Linked DNA regions of Homo sapiens: region 1 is linked to region 2. Evidence: chromatin contacts called from ENCODE Hi-C or POLR2A ChIA-PET data. All regions are on one chromosome and are shown on one strand. The core of a region is the stretch at or near the end of the contact, and the rest is flanking DNA. Distances in the headings are between cores, read along the strand shown. Region 1 holds the start of ANKFY1 (ankyrin repeat and FYVE domain containing 1). Region 2 has its middle 18 kb from the start of CYB5D2.

Evidence for each region. Hi-C counts contacts between places; a loop is a spot of excess contacts on that map. ChIA-PET counts read pairs that join two places held with the same protein, here RNA polymerase II (POLR2A). Pooled maps may share reads with other maps.
Region 1: a loop to region 2 is called in a pooled map, with 2.0 times the contacts of the local background. The contact joins the promoter of ANKFY1 here to the enhancer-like site in region 2. A Hi-C loop is called at or near these places in 4 of 50 pooled maps. POLR2A ChIA-PET finds 5 or more read pairs at or near these places in 4 of 52 experiments (OCI-LY7, PC-9, activated CD4-positive, alpha-beta T cell and 1 more).

The regions. Positions count from the first base shown.
Region 1 is chr17:4,262,546-4,266,374 of GRCh38, forward strand. It overlaps ANKFY1 (ankyrin repeat and FYVE domain containing 1), which reads right to left and starts at 1,434. Exons shown (of 25, transcript NM_001330063.2): 1 at 1,387-1,434. The coding sequence starts at 1,396. RefSeq lists a silencer at 731-880 and an enhancer at 1,531-1,620.
Region 2 is chr17:4,159,517-4,163,174 of GRCh38, forward strand. No RefSeq gene overlaps it. Among named protein-coding and RNA genes, the nearest start is that of CYB5D2, 18 kb to the left of the region's middle. Within about 2 kb of position 1,880, at least 14 of the 41 ENCODE cell types and tissues checked have a DNase peak (open chromatin) inside an H3K27ac peak, as active enhancers do; they include PC-9, where a contact is called at or near this core.

The DNA.
Region 1 (3,829 bases), core at 184-2,683, 100 kb after region 2:
GCCACCACACGGGGCCAAGACCTTGTCTACACACACACACACCCCTTTTTAATTAGCCGGGTGTGGTGGCGAGCGCCCCTGGTCCCAGCTACTCAGGAGGCTGAGGCAGAAGGATCGCTTGAGCCCAGGAGACTGAAGCTACAGTGAGCCGTGACCGCGCCACTGTACTCCAGCCGGTGGGACAGAGCGAGACCCTATCTCAAAACACACACACACACCCCCCAAAACCAACTGGGTGTCAGTCACAGCTATCTCTGTAACTTTGCCTAAATTCCTTTATCAATAAAGGCAAATACACACGCCAGGCCTCCTTCACGAGGTTATCTGAAGTCTAATGCAAATGAGAAAAGCCGACCAACTGTCAGGTGCTGCCCAAATCTAAGATCCATCAAGTGATGGGTTCAGTCAAAGCTCAAAACCAACAGGAAAGGTCGTGGCCAAGCACACTGCAGTCACTCAATAAACAAAGGTCAAATAAGGAATACTGTTCTCCAATAATGGGGTGAAGAGGAGAACCAGGCTGCCCAGATCCAACAATGTCCCTGCACGATTCCTGACAGGTAACTCCCCGTCTCTGGGCCTTCTTTCCCCCTACGTGTACAATAAGGCTTTGACAATGAAGGCTTCTAATTACTGCTACATTAAGACAGGCAGACTCTGAGAGACCAGAGTGCCTTAAGCTGCAATGTCATGAAAAGTGCACGAGACCAGAGGGTAGGCACTGGACGGGGAGGCAAAGGCACAGAGGTCTGGTTTGAGCAGCCCTCTTGTGAGCAGTGTGACCTTGGCCAACTCCCTTCCCGCAAACCCCTTCCTCCCGTCTTCATCTGTACGCCTGGCCTGAAGGCTGGGGTTGCAGCAGAGCCGGAGCCGCCAGTGCGCCCGCCTGAAGCGTGGGCCAGCTCGCTGCTGCCTCGCCCCCACCCCACCCCACCTCACCCCAACCCAGCCCGAGGAGACCCACGCTCTTCCGCAAGCGAGGGATGGACCCCTTCCGGATGCAGAACGTGCCAGGACAGCAGTTTCGATTTCCTAAGGAGAAGGCTTACTTCCCCCGGCGTCCCGGCACCGCCGGCAATCAAGAGCCTCCCGTGCTGCCCTCGGGGCCCCGCGGCTGCACGCAGCACCGGCGCGGGACCTGCCAGCCCGGCTCCGCAGCCGGCCGCAGTCCCGCGGGGTCGGCATCGCGGGAGGGACGTTGTCATAGGAACCGCGCTCCGGACCCCGGCCCGAGAAGCTCCGGAGAGGCTAGACAGGAAGGCTCGCGAGACCCGCGGAGCCCCCATGCAACCACGCCCGGCCTTCCCCTCCCACGGCAGCTTCGCACGGCCAGCAGCGCCCCCACAGCTCCGTGTCTTCCCGCGCGGCTCCACAAAAAAACCCTACCTTCCGCCATGTCTGGCCCGGCACTGCCTGCAACCTCGCGAGAAGTGCGCGGCTCAACCGGGGCGGTGCGGAACGGAATCACCAAGTCTCGCGAGAATCGCGGGAGGCGCGGCAAAAGGCGGAGCCGAGGGTAGGAAAGTGGGTGAATGAAAGCGGAGGGGGTTGCTGGACTCTGGGGGAAGCGGAGAGCCGGGTTTCTTTTTACCGGGTATTTTTGAGGCTCGAGATTTATTAAGCACTGACTGAGCCCTGTCATATTCCACGTCCTTGGCAGGGCACCGAAAAGGATGACACAACGAATGCAGACTACTCTGGAGAAGCTTGGCAATGAGAGGGTCGAGAGAGGGGGTTTGTTGGTCCTTAGGTTTGTAAAGAAAGGAGAGGCTGGGAGAAAGGAGTCAGTGGAGAGGTCCCTGGGGAGGTAGGATGCTCTGCATGCGATGCAGAACTCAGGAAAACGGATTAAATTTAGACTAGAGGCAGGTCACCTGTTATTCCACTAAAACGGTAGGAAACAAGAACATGCGTGCAGATATATAGGGGGGAAGAAAATCAGGGAGATCGTTTGATGACATCGATTTTATGGGTGAAGTTATGAGACAAGGAAGGAGACCAAGAAGAGCAAAGAAACTTTGGAAGAGGACGCTGAAGTTGGAAGGCCTGGTTTCATGTGCCTCATGTATGTGTTGATGGATCACTTTTTTCTAGAACTCAGCCACCAGGCTGCAGTAGCAGATATTTTGAATTATAGCATTTATCCAGGGCTTGGGATTGCATTGCCCAAAATAAATTGAGGGTGCTATGAGACGACAGCCCAGGCCATCAAACGTGGGATACAGACTGGCTAGGGACTGATGGAGGAGCCACGAAACTGCAGGTCTCTGATAATTGAAGGCCAGTGCAGTGCAGGCAATGTTGTGAGAGCTTGGTGGTTAAAGTGGCAAACAGGTTCATAGTGAAGTAGCACTAGGAGATGAGAAAAGTCCAGGACAGGCCGGGCGTGGTGGCTCACGCCTGTAATCCCAGCACTTTGGGAGGCCGAGGAGGGTGAATCACCTGAAGTCTAGAGCTCAAGACCAGCCTGGCCAACATGGTGAAACCCCGTCTCTACTAAAAATACAGAAATTAGCCGGGCGTGGTGGTGCATGCCTGTAATCCCAGCTACTCGGGAGGCTGGGGCAGTAGAATCGCTTGAACCCGGGAGGCAGAGGTTGCAGTGAGCCAAGATTGTGCCACTGCACTCCAGCCTGGGCAACAGAGTGAGACTCTGTCTCAAAAAAAAAAAAAAAAAGTCCAGGACAGAGCCACGGAATAGAGTGGCTGAAGTGGAAGTGAGAAGGCAGGAAAATTAGATGTTGGGATTTAGAGGTAGGAAAGGAAAGGAGCATCAGGAGCTAAAATCTTTGGTGAATGTGGGGAGGACTATACGATTAGTTAAGACAATTGCAAAATGGAGGGCTAAACAGTAACATAGCTGAATAGCATGAGACCTTTCTTGTTTTTTGTTTTTTTTTTTTTTCAGAGATGGAGTCTCTGTTGGCCAGGTTGGTCTTGAACTCCTAGTCTCAAGCAGTCCTCCCACCCCAACCTCGCAAAGTACTGAAATTACAAGCATGAGCCACCATGCCCGGCCCAGCATGAGACCTTTCAAAAAAGACTTTTACTCAAGGGAGAATCAAAAGAATGCATCAATAGTTCAGGATTGCAGGGAAAGTGGTGGCCTTGGAGGACAGCCAGGAGTAAGAGACAAAAGGTTGGAAGGAAGGATCTGAATTAGCTATACCTGGTGGTGCAGGCTTTTAGTTGTCGCTACTTGGGAGGCTGAGGCTGAGGCTGGAGAATTGCTTGAGTCCAGGAGTTTGGGACTGCAGTGAGCTCTATCCTGCCGCTGCACTGCAGCCTGGGTGACAGAGCAAGACTCTGTCTCTAAAATTAAATAAGAAAAAGAAAAGAAATTTAAAAAGAAGAATCTGAGAACAGAATAAGAGTGTCAGAAACGAAAAGGAGGATTTAAAGTTGGAGAAGCTTTAGGTGCTGTTAAGGATAAGCATTAGTGGGTAGTGAGGTGGAGTGGAGGAGGAATTTGGAGCTTAGATCGTGGGAACATAGAGTCAAGCACTGAATTTTTGAGGAAGAGTAGGAATTCTGGCTGCCAGGTACCTGGGAGATGAGAGACGGTGTTGAAACGTGTAAGCCTTTTTGTTGTGGCAGGAGACGAAAGGCACGAAGATGGTAGGGGAGAACTTTCCCTACCATGGGAAGGCCATCGCTTAAAGCGTCCCTGTCTGTTGAGAATGGTTTATAGGGGTGCCCAATGGTGAGTCTTTGGGGCCTTCAGAGTGGCCAGGCAGGCCAGGCTCCTCTGGATGCAAGCAGCCTCATCTTTTTATGGTGGAGTACCCTGCGAATATTGCCTGGGCCATAACGTAAAAGCAACATGAAA
Region 2 (3,658 bases), core at 630-3,129:
ACACAAGCTGTTTCTTTTGCCTGGAATGACGCTTCTTCCTCCGTTGAATTAATCCACCCCGTATTGCTTCAATATTCAGCTCAATCAGGCCCCTCTTGGGAGCCTTCATTAACTGTTGGGCCAGCAGTGAGCTATAGACGCACTTTCCCTGCTCCATGGCTGTGCTCATATCACAGTGGGCTCTTACCATGAACTTCCTATCAACCTCTTGCACTGGACCTCAGACACTCTGAGGACAGAGCCCCAGTGTGATTCAGCTCCATACCCCTATATCCACATGACTCAGCTCCGTACCCCTATATCCACGACTCAGCTCCATATCCCTATATCCACAACTCAGCTCCGTACCCCTATATTCACATGACTCAGCTCCGTACCCCTATATCCACATGACTCAGCTATGTACCCCTATATCCACATGACTGAGCTCTGTACCCCTATAATCCACGACTGTCCGTACCCCTATATCCACATGACTCAGCGCCGTACCCCTATATCCACATGACTCAGCGCCGTACCCCTATATCCACATGACTCAGCTCTGTACCCCTATAATCCACATGACTCAGCGCCGTACCCCTATATCCACGACTCAGCTCCGTACCCCTATATCCACATGACTCAGCTCCGTACCCCTATAATCCACATGACTCAGCTCCGTACCCCTATATCCACGACCCAGCTCCGTACCCCTATAATCCACATGACTCAGCTCCGTACCCCTGTATCCACATGACTCAGCGCCGTACCCCTGTATCCACGACTCGGCTCCATACCCCGATATCCACGACTCGGCTCTGTGCCCCTATATCCACAACTCAGCGCTGTACCCCTACATTCACGCAACTCAGCTCCGTACCCCTATAATCCACTTTACTCAGTGCCGTACCCCTATAATCCACATTACTCAGCGCTGTACCCCTATATCTACATGACTCAGAGCCTTACCCCATATCCATGTGACTCAGCTCCTCACCCCTATATCCACGTGACTCAGCACCATGCCCCTATAATCCACTTTACTCAGCGCTGTACCCCTATATCCACCGCACCTAGCGTGTGGGAAGTTCGTGCAGAGTTGTTTCTTTTTTTGAGACAGGGTCTTACTCTGTTGCCCAGGCTGGAGTGCAGTGGCGTGATCATAGCTCACTGCAGCCTTGACCTCCCGGGCTCAAAAAGATTCTGCCACTTCAGCCTCCCGAGTAGCTGGGATGATGGGCACGTACCAGCATGCCCGGCTAGTTTTTTATTTTTGTAGAGATGGGGTTTTACCTTGTTGCCCAGCCTGGTCTCCAACTCCTGGGCTCAAGCAATCTGCCCACCTCGGCCTCCCAAAGTGCTGGGATTACAGGCGTGAGCCACCGCACTTTTTGGAGATAAGGCAATAAAGGCACATAGAACTTAAGTCACTGAGCATGGACCTGAGCCTAGAACTCAAAGCTCTGGATGCCTGATTCGGTGCCATTTTCACTCCTCCATATTTCTGTATGTCTCTGCCCTCCCTGGGGCAGGACCAGGAGCAGACAGAAAGAAGAGCTGAAATTAGGATTTTCTTCTGAGTTCTAGGCAGTCCCTGAGCTCAGTGCTGAGACTTCTCTATTAACCAGAAACAGCCCCCAACTCCATGCTAACTGGAAACTAGTTACTGCCCATGATTTAGTCCTCCTTAGTCATTCAGCAAATAACTTACCAAGAACCTACTATGTGCCAGGCATCACGTTAGGGTTGGGTGGTCGAGGAAGCAAGGCTTCCGACCTCAGGGGGCTTATAGTATGGTGGAATAAACCCAGTAGAGCAGCCAGAGGCTGTCCTTGCGGTAGGAATGCAGGGAGAGTGTGAGGGCCAGGTCCCAAGATGTTCTGATCCTTCAAAAAACAAACAAACAAAAAGGAGCATTAGTCATTCCAGCCAGCTGCGGGCTCTGGCCGTGCCTAGAGGGTACCTGATCTCTGACTGATGCAAGAGCCCTGCGTGCAGGCTCCAGGACAGACTTGGCTGGCTTCAGCAGCCTGCTCTGTTCCTTGCTCAGTTGAGAATTCATTTCCTTTTTGATACTTACCTTATGGTACTTACCTTCCTACTTAATCTGGTAACACATCTCTCATGTCAGGGCAAAGGATTCAGCAAAGAATTAGGTTCAGCAAGAGTAGGTTGTCATTTTAATGGCCTGAAGGGCTCAGCCATGAGAAGCTGGTAATTACTGGAGAAATGCCTGGCCTTTCCCTCTCCAGTACAGGTGGCCCTGGGCAAAACCATGGGGGAGGAAGGGCAAGGCCCTGATGGAAGCCACAGATAAGCTCAGCTTAGGCTGAGCATGCAGTTAGACTTGCTGGCAGAAGGAAGGGAAGGAGAAAACATACATATTGGGCAACTATGCTGGGCCAGGCCTTGTTCTCATTTAATCTCTATGCCTGCCTTGAGAAGTTCCCATTTTATGGCCCAGAAAAGGGGCATAAATATCTCCCCACCTCTTCTAATAGTTACATCAACCGTCGGGTGACAGAGCTGGGCTTTGTGATGCGAGTCTGATCTCTGCCACACCAGTGAGCACAGTGTCAAGGCAAAGCCTTTGCAGCTGCACTCCACTCCAACATTGTGAAGGAGGCCGGGCGCTTATAATCCCAGCACTTTGGGAGCCCAAGGTGGGCGGATCTCTTGAAGCCAGGAGTTCGATGGAGGCCAGCCCGGCCAACATGGTGAAACCCCATCTCTACTAAAATACAAAAATTAGCTGGGTGTGGTGGTACGCATCTGCAGTCCTAGCTACTGGGGAGGTGGAGGCTGCAGTGAGCCGAGATCACACCACTGCACTCCAGCCTGGGCGACAGAGAGAGACTCTCCCAAAACAAACAAACAAAACCCAAAAATAAAGAAGTCATCTTGAAAGAAGTTTCAACATTTGCCTTTTCATTCTGAGATTACAGTTTTCTATAAACATCTAAGAGTGAAGAGTCTGACGTTTTTTGGTCACAGCTGAGCCACTGCGTGACCCCCGCCCCGCCCCACACTCACTTTGCTCTAGGCAAAGCTGTACTCTGAAAGCTGGCCCCAATGGGGAGGTTAGGACTGTGCCTGCTCAGAAGTCTGTGGGTGCCTCAGAGAAGGGCAACAACCCTAGGCTGGACCCTAGCCTTGAGAGTACTTCCTACTGCCAGAGCCCCCAGATTTCTTCCGGTGGCAGCAGATACTGCCAGAAGAGCCTGCGGTGCACACACCAGAATCCGGGTACTTGGATGAGAAGGACACATTACTGATCACCTTCCTCCAGGCAACCCTGTCAGTTAAGGACTACAGTCCCGCCCCCATTATGTAGATAGGGAAACAGAGGCAAAGAAGTTAGGAAACTCGCCCAGAACTCTCAGCTCATGAATAAAAAAGCAGAACTAAAACCCAGTGCTCTCCCTGGCTGGGCAAACGTGTGGAAGTTGATGTGCCTGGTTACTGTTTGTGCTTCGCTTATCATAACCAGTGACAGCGTGGTTAGCACTGTTCGCCTCAAGGGCAGCTGTGAGGATTACTTGGGATTGTCCTGTGGAAACACTTCACATGCATATTAACTAGGAGAAAAGCCACTGGAGAATGAGCTTTATGAGCTCTATCAATCACCACAGCTAGTCTGACCTAGGGGTAAGCAAAATGGAAGACAGGAAAAAGGGAA